Linked DNA regions of Homo sapiens: region 2 is linked to region 1. Evidence: read pairs that join two places in POLR2A ChIA-PET (ENCODE). Cell type or tissue: OCI-LY7. All regions are shown on one strand. Each heading gives the region's core, and the rest is flanking DNA. Links, peaks and the distances in the headings are about the cores only.

Region 1 (4,392 bases), core at 148-4,147:
ATAGAATGCCTGTCGTACCGTCATTAAAAATTTATCTGGGTGTTGACAGCTTTTTGTTAAATGTAAGACATTCAGATCCTGTCCACCCAGCATATGAAAAAACCAAACCAAACCAAACCGAAAAACAAAATGCAACACAAAAGCTTCTTTCCATTTCCCCCCAAAAGCAAGACAATTTTTCTTAAACTGGGGCTTTCTCCCTAATGAATTGCCATGATTTTGTTTTCTCTAACATAGTTTAATATCTTTAAGACAGAACGAATATCAACTCTTTTTATTTTATTTTTTGAGACGGAGTCTCACTCTGTCGCCCAGCCTGGAGTGCAGTGGCACAAACTCCGCTCACCGCAACCTCCACCTCCCAGGTTCAAGTGATTCTCGTGCCTCAGCCCCCCCGAGTAGCTGTGATTACAGGTGTGCACCACCACGCCCAGCTAATTTTTGTGTTTTTAGTAGAGACAGGGTTTCACCATGTTGGCCAGGCTGGTTTCAAACTCCTGACCTCAAGCAATCCACCCCCTTCGGCCTCCCAAAGTGGTGGGATTACAGGTGTGAGCCGCCGTGCCTGGCCTCCACTCTTTTTAGACACCTTTGTTGAGTTGTTGTTTTGGGCCTGTAAGTTTCTCTGGCTTATTACCACTTTCCCCTCCTGTTTCTAGGGAAGAAATGATTATTTAGATAAAAAATAATTTGATAAAAGGTAGCAGATGATACCAAAGGTAAATCTTTGTCTTGAAGAGCCTGAAGCTGTGAGCATTGGTAAAGCCGTGGGCTGCAGTGAGGGAAGGGCCGGCTTGGAGCCGCCCTCAGCCTAGCCTCCGGGTGTTACCTGGAGCCCTTGCTGTCAGGACGGCCTGTCACTTCTCGCCCTTCTCCTGCCCTGCCAAGCCTGTCCCTTCCTGTGTTGTGACAACTTTTTTTTTTAAACAAGTATTTCTACAGCTCCATTATTTTGAGATTCTTGGAAGAAAGATACTATGTAAATGAAAATTAAAAATAAAATTCTCGCTGGAGGGAATCGTATACATGTAACGTTTTTGATGAGGTTTGGAAAAGACTTTCGTTCTCCCTCTGGAACTGGGAACATTCTGTGGCTCCCGTCACCATTTCTGTGTCACTCTGAAAGGTGTGGCAGATAATGGTGAAACATATTATTTTCTGTTTTTCACCAAGTAGTTGACCCAGAACTTGAACCCATGCAGTCCTGGGTCCAGTGAATTATTTCTGCTGCATACAGTTCTGCTGTGTCCTCGCCGAGAGCGTAGTCAGCAACCGCCCGGAGAATACCAACCTTTCAAAAGAAAAAGGGCTGGAGTCCCCAACATACAGAGATTACAGCTAAAATTACGACCAGAGCTGTTAATCAAATCCCATCTTCCCTTCCTATTCACACAGTAGAGATGTTATAAGTCATACAGGTTTGAGACAGAAAATTGAGAGCAGAGGAGCATGTGTTTAAACCAGCATAGAAACATTCATTTACCAGAATTGCTTTATTTCAGCCGTATCTCAACTCGTTGCTTACACAGTAACGCATGCTGTCTCGTCACTCAGCCAAGTGGGAGACAAGTTCAGGTTTCTGCTCCATGGGATCCAGGAGCCTGCAGTCACCGATGAGCCTGGAGGACCACAAGGTGGCCAGGGCCCTTGGAGAGCTGTGCTGCGGAATCGTAAAGCTACCATCCGGAGCTGGCCGTCCCAGAGGGAAGGCTTGGTCATCTCTTCCCCTCCACCTGGTCCTCAGCCCTGGTCCCGCAGTTTGTCATCCCGCAGTTTGTCAGCATCGATGTGGGACTGGGAGAGGAAGGATATTGCCAGTTATGGTTGAATGTCATTGTCAGGGGAGTAAGAAGTAGTTTGTGATTGTTTTACGTGGCTCTGTGTTGGTATATAATTATGCTGTCATCTTAAAACGCCCTGATACCTTAATGAAATCTGTGTGTGTGTGTGTGTGTGTGTGTGTGTGTGTGTGTGTGTGTGTGCGCGCGCGCGCGCAGTTAGTCTTCGGGGCTGCTTATTGTGTGTGAGAGCCAAGTCTTTCTAACACACGAGCTGAGTGCGTCGTCTTTTACTTGTTTCAAAACTGCCCATTCGAAACAGGTCGCAATCCATTATAAATGCAGCTGCCAGATTAATCTTCCCGAACCATTGATTTCATCATGCCATTCCTCTCCTTAAACATCCATGGTGGCCCACTTAGGCACAGAGTGGAGACCACATTTCTTAGGGTAGCAGACAGAGTTCCTGATAGTCCTTTCTGCCCCACCTAAACCTTTTCCATCCCAGCTAGAATGACTCCAGAATCTTGCTTATTTGGGGGAGCTCCCTCCTCCTCCCTCTGTACATCTGAGCTTCAAGCCTACTTCAGAATTTTTTTGTTTTTTTTTGTTTTTGATTTTTTGAGGCAGGGTCTTGCTCTGTTGCCGGCTGGAGTGCAGTGGTGAGATCATAGTTCACTGAAGCCTTGACCTCCCGGGCTCAAGCAATCCTTCCACCTCAGCCTCCCGGGTAGCTGGGACTATAGGCATGCACCACCACGCCTGGCTGATTTTTCCATTTTTTTTTTTAGAGACAGGGTTTTGCCCTGTTCCCCAGGCTGGTCTTGAGCTCCTGGGCTCCAGTAATCCTCCCTCCTTGGTCTCCTAAAGTACTGGGATTATAGAGGTGAACCACTGCGCCCGGCCTTCAAGCCTATTTCATGCATTCCTTTTTCTTTTGCCCCTGTGTGCCCGGCAGTAGTGATGGAGACTTAAAATAGCAGTGGCTTCCCGCCTAGAGGGCGGACAGGACTGGCAGGACGAGGCTGGGATGGATGGAGCAGTGTGTCTGAGCCTCTGGGAAGGCTGCAGGAAGGGCTTGGAAGGCGGGTCGGGGAGTGGGCAGGGGGCGCCCACTGAGTTCTGTGTGCTTGGGGAGGTGTGGGAGACAGGGCTTTCCAGCAGAACAGTCGTGGGGTGGCCGGGGATCTCTAGGGCTCCCCTCTGAGCTTGGGTTCCCTCCCTCTGCCCTGATTATCCCTTGGGTACCCACCACACCATCGCCACACAGGCCCCCACTCTCTGCCTTGTGTGTCCGATTTAGGACTCATTCAGCTGGTTAAGAATGCAAAATTAATTCTTTTTTTTAATATAGTGAAAGCAGGTAGATTATATTAAAATGGCTGTGTTTTGAAAGCTACTGATAGGTACACCTATGGAATAGATGTTTCTTTTTCAGTCCCATTAATTATCTTTCTGTGCAAAGTAACATAAGTGTTACTTTTTCAGTCCCATTAATTATCTTTCTTTGCAAAGTAACATAAGTGTTGGTTAAAATACAGTTGACCCTTGAACAACATGGGGATTAGGGGCTGATCCCTTCTGCTGTTCCCCCTACCCCACCTGCACAGTCAAAAATCCACGTATAACTTTTTTTCTCCCCTCCCCTCCTTCTCTTCTCTTCTCTTCTCTTCTCTTCTCTTCTCTTCTCTTCTCTTCTTTTCTTTTCTTTTCCTTTCCCTTCCTTTTCAGACGGGGTCTCATTCTGTCACCCAGGTTAGAGTGCAGTGACATAATCATAGCTGACTGCAGCCTGGACATCCGGGGCTCAAGCAGTCCTCCCACATCAGCCTCCCAGTAGCTGGAACTACAGACACTCACCAGCATGCCTGGCTAATTTTTAATTTTTTTCTTTTTTTAGAGACAGGGTCTTGCTTTGTTGCCCAGGCTGGTCTTGAGCTCCTGGGTTCAAGTAATCTTCCTGTCCCAGCCTCCTAAAGAGCTGAGATTATAGGCATGAGCCACCAGGCCCACATAAAACTTTTCATTCCCCAAAAACTTAATTACTAATAGCCTACCGCTGATGGGAAGCCTTACCGATAACATAAACAGTTGCTTAACATGTATTTTGTATGTTAATATGTGTGATATACTGTATTCTTAGAATGAAGTAAGCTAAAGAAAATGTTATTAAGAAAGTTGTAAGGAAGAGAGAATATATTTACTAATCAGAATATAGAATGGATCATCATAAAGGTCCTCATTCTCTTTGCCTTCATGTTGAGGAGTCTGAGGAGGAAGAGGAGGCGTTGGTCTTGTTGTTTCAAGGTGGTGGAGATGGAAGGGCTGGAGCAGGTGGAGGGGGAGTCGGGAGAAGCAGGCCCAATTGGTATAACTTGTTTTTTTTTTTTTTTTTTTTGAGATGGGAGTTTTACCCTGTCACCCAGGCTGGAGTGCGGTGGCGGATCTCGACTCACTGCAACCTTCGCCTCCCAGGTTCAAGTGATTCTCCTGCCTCAGCCTCCTGAGTAGCTGGGACTACAGGCACCCACTACTACACCCAGCTAATTTTTATAGTAGAGATGGGTTTCACCGTGTTGGCCAGGTTGGTCTCAGAATTCCTGACCTCAGATGA
Region 2 (4,392 bases), core at 122-4,121, 150 kb after region 1:
GAGGTGCCTGTAATCTCAGCTGCTCAGGAGGCTGAGGCAGGAGAATCCCTTGAACCCGAGAGATGGAGGTTGCAGTGAGTCGCGATTGTGCCACTGTACTCCAGCCTGGGCAACAGAGCAAGACTCTGTCTCAAAAGGAAAAAAAAAGAGAGAGAGAGAGAGAAAAGAAAAGGCTCACGCCTGTAATCTCAGCACTTTGGGAGGCTAAGGCAGGAGGAGCTTGAGACCAGCCTGGGCAACATAGTGAGACCTCCTTATCTCTACAAAAAATGAATTTTTTTTTTTTTAATCAGCTAGGCATGGTGGCATGTGCTTGTAGTCCCAGCTACTCAGGAAGCTGAGGTGGGAGGATCACTTGAGCCCAGGAGTTCGAGGCTGCAGTGAGCTATGATTGTGTCATGTACTCCAACCTGGGTGACAGAACGAGACCCCGTCTCTAAAAGAAAAAAGAAAATGCCTGTTTCAGTTGTCACTCCTCACCAGTGAGGCATGGGAGTGTTCTCTTCCTCCAAACCTCACTAACCCTGGATAATGGCATTGTGATAAATTTTCCACTGGTCAAAAAATATATATTGCCTTAAACTCAAAACTCGTCCATCAACAGTGAGGTTGGCTGTCTTTCCGTGTGTTTGTTAGCCAGTGGTATCTCCTGTGTAAATTACCTTTTGACATCCTTTGTTTATTTTGGTTGGTCTTTTACCTCGTCGTCATCTTACTCACTTTTAAAGAGCATGAATTAAGGCCGGGCACAGCTGCTCACGCCTGTAACCCCAGCACTTTGGGAGGCCAAGGTGGGTGGATCACCTGAGGTCAGGAGTTCCAGACCAGCCTGGCCAACATGGTGAAACCCCGTCTCTACTAAAATTAGCCAGGCGTTGTGATGGATGCCTGTAATCCCAGCTACTTGGGAGGCTGAGGCAGGGAGAATCACTTGAACCTGGGAGGTGAAGATTGCAGTGAGCCGAGATCACACCACTGCACTCCAACCTGGGCACAGAGAGAGACCCCATCTCTAAAACAAACAAAAAACCACAGTATGAATTAATTATTTCTCTCTTACATGTTGTAGAAATTTTTCCCAAATCTACCATTCATTTTGTAAACATAAACTATATTTCTGTACTCTCTTATAGTAATTGTAGATTTCTAGTGTTTCACTTGGTTTTTGAATCGACAACAGTTTTGTGTGTAGGGTATTGTAGTGTAAGGGATCTGTTTTTTCCCCCAGGCAGATAGCTCATTTTCCCAATGCAATATTCCTTTAAATATTCTGAATAAAAGAAAATTTTAAAAATCATTTTTGAGCGATGGGAAATGTGAACCAAAAATATGCATAAGGAATTTTTGATTGAAAAACCCAGACGGGGGCAGGAGTTTGAAATGAACTTCCCCTAAAAGCCAAAACTTGTAGAGGTGGCAGCCTGAGGGCTTTCCAGAGAGCTGTAATTGACTGTTTCTCCCATCAGCCACTCTCCTCTTTCTCATAACTTTTTTGGGCAGCCATTAAAGATCTGATGACGAGTGTGAATGTGGCAGCATTTTGGCATTTTGGATGGTGGCATAATTGCACATATTGAAAAACTCTAAATTTACATCGGTGGATCCAGTGCGTCTCATTATACTGGAGGTGTGAAAACTCCATGTGCCTCTTTGAACAATTGTCCTGCTCTGTCACAGTTCAGGGGAAACAAAAGTAGCTCCAACTTCCCGAGATTTAAATTTGACTTTATTCCATTTAGTTGATATTGTAACTAGAATTTGAATAGTCTTTTCCCTTTCTGATTTTTTTTTTTTTTTTTTTTTTTTTTTTGGAGATGTAGTTTCGTTCTTGTTACCCAGGCTGGAGTGTCGTGGCATGATTTCAGCTTGCTGCAATCTCCACCTCCCAGGTTCAAGCAGTTCTCCTGCCTCAGCCTCCCAAGTAGCTGGGATTACAGGTGTGTACCACCACACCCGGCTAATTTTTGTATATTTAGTAGAGATGGGGCTTCACCATGTTGGCCAGGCTGGTCTTGAACTCCTGACCTCAGGTGATCCTCCCGCCTCGGCCTCCCAAAGTGCTAGGATTACAGGCGTGAGCCACTGCACCCAGCACCCTTCCTGATTTCCATTTCCGCTTTTATCTCTCCACTCCCGAAGATGTATCAACCCACAAGGAACTTCCTTCCAGCCCTTACTTAAAACATTGCTCTTTTTCCAGCTCCAGATATTCCCTACATTGGCTGCCACTCCTCCTTGTCTCTGTTCAGTCTTGGAAAATTGGTTTGGTCCAAGCTGAAGCTATTCTTTGAAGAAATACCATTATTTTTAAATAAAAGGATTCCCCAGCCTGGACAGTGTAGCAAGACCCCATCTCTACCAAAAAATCAAAACTTTAGCCAGGCATGATGGTGCACACCTGTAGTCCCAGCTATTTGGGAGGGTGATGCAAGAGAATGGTTTGAGCCCAAGAGATCGAGGCTGCAGGTTAGCTATGATCGTGCCACTGTACTCCAGCCTGGGCAACAGAGTGAAACCGTGGCTCAAAATAAATAAATAACATAAAAAGATTCTCCTTTGAGAGAATCGCTTGAACCCAGGAGGCAGAGGCTGCAGTGAGTCGAGATTGCACCACTGCACTCTAGCCTGGGTGACAGAGTGAGACTCTGCTCAAAAAATAATAATAATAAATAAATAAAAAAGATTCCTCCTTCCAGGAGCCAAGAACTAGGAATTTCAAGCTGCAATCTTGCTTTTTAAGCATGGTTATATATGGGGGGTCAGCAGAATGTGTGAAAATTATTGAAAAGTAAAGCATGAGATGTGACTGAGCTCTTGAGAGCAGACCACTTTCCCCTTCTTAAAACGTTTTTTTTTTCCCTGACCCCTGTCTGAGATACAGGCTCTCCTGGTTCGGCCCACCTTGCCCATCACTCTGCTGGGTCCCCACTCGCGCCCTGCACCTGAGGTTAGAGGGCACATAAGTCTCGGGGACCTGCCCTTTGATATCTACAAGACCCTGTCCTCAGGGGATCCCATCGACTCTCGTGGCTTAAAATACCATCCACAGAAGGATGGCGTCTATATTTATATTAACCCAAATATTCAACTGAATATTCAACATCTCTACTTGGAAAGACATCTCCGGCTTCACATGGCTTCAAAAGAGAACTGTTGACCCCTCCCACACACACCGCCTGCACCACCAATCCCAGTCCCCCTGTCACCTCGGGAAATGGCGTCACCACCCAGGGGCTGCTCAGGCTAAAACCTAGGTGTGCCCTGGGGCTCCCCCTCCTCTCCCCCGACATGCCTGGTCCACCAGCAAGCCCGTCCTTCCTCCTGGATACACCTGGGCTCCCAGCTACACGCTGTCACCTTGGCCCAAGCCACTGTCATGGCCACCCCACCACCACTTCCGTTCTTGGCTGCCTTCTGTCCATTCTCTTTCCCCAGCGGCCTCAGTTTTATTTCTAACGAATGCAGTTCAGATCTTTCCGTCTCCCTGCTAGACCCTCTGATGTCTTTCCATCCAACCTTCCACATTCTGTGACCCCACGTCGCCCTCACTGGCTGGGCCACGGCCCCTCTAGCCCCGGTCTTCACCCTTGAACCTGCCTAGCCTCTGTCCTCCTCCTCTGCGCCCCGTGGCTTCTTCCACTTTCTTCCACCTGGCTCACCCGGAATTCCAGCTACTTGTGCTCTTCCTGTCACACATTGCCTGGTGTGTCATTTCCATCTCTGTCTACCTTTCCCTCCTAGAATGCCATTCCCATGAGAGCACTTTCAGGCCACTTCACGGCGTACGTCCAGCCCCAGGCACAGAGCCCGGGGTATCATAGGTGCACAGTAAACATCTGTTGATGGGCTGGCTGGATTCTATGTGGGAAGCATAATGACCAGTGGTCACAAATTACTGGGGCCAGAGGGGCGCTGCCTGGTGTTAACCGCCTGGTGCCTGCCCTACCTTTAAAGCCAAGAGTGTCCATTTAATGAGCAAGAAGCAGAAATCCTGGGCAAGCAGTGCAGATGTAGGCTCTCGGGAACATGTTGACCACTCAGAAAACCTTCCAGGAGGTGAGTACCAGGAGATGGAGGTGCTCTAGACTGTGATGCTGGGAAAGGATTGTGGGCTAGAAAAAGGGCTCCCTAGGGCCGGCATATGGGCCACTGGGTGGAAGAGGGGCTCTGAGACCCTCACCCTGGAGCAGGTCATCACCCACACCGAAGGAATGAAGCGTGAATTCGGTCACGCTTAAAATGTTGAATTGTTGGCAAAAGCCCAAGTTAATGAAATAGCATGGAAAATGGATGTGATGAGATTTTTGAATTGTAATTAGATTAACATTGTCACTAGTTATCAGTCTGATATATCTTATAAATCAAACGTTGGGTTGATTTATCTTTTATCAC

Evidence for each region. Peaks named below come from ENCODE experiments on the same cell type or tissue, not always from the same donor. Only the 100,000 strongest peaks of a DNase experiment are listed, where the experiment ranks them.
Region 2: POLR2A ChIA-PET joins it to region 1 with 5 read pairs; 7 of 35 experiments call an interaction of 5 or more read pairs at or near these places.

The regions. Positions count from the first base shown.
Region 1 is chr7:101,823,818-101,828,209 of GRCh38, forward strand. All of the region lies in intron 1 of CUX1 (cut like homeobox 1), which reads left to right. Among named protein-coding and RNA genes, the nearest start is that of CUX1, 8.4 kb to the left of the region's middle. RefSeq lists an enhancer at 540-1,102. In OCI-LY7, for the core only: a CTCF peak has its summit at 1,609; DNase peaks (open chromatin) are centred at 817 and 1,977; H3K4me3 peaks cover 2,748 bases; H3K27ac peaks cover 3,222 bases.
Region 2 is chr7:101,975,119-101,979,510 of GRCh38, forward strand. All of the region lies in intron 2 of CUX1 (cut like homeobox 1), which reads left to right. Among named protein-coding and RNA genes, the nearest start is that of CUX1, 160 kb to the left of the region's middle. RefSeq lists an enhancer at 3,475-4,116. In OCI-LY7, for the core only: no CTCF peak of the experiment used is centred there; no DNase peak of the experiment used is centred there; H3K27ac peaks cover 1,670 bases.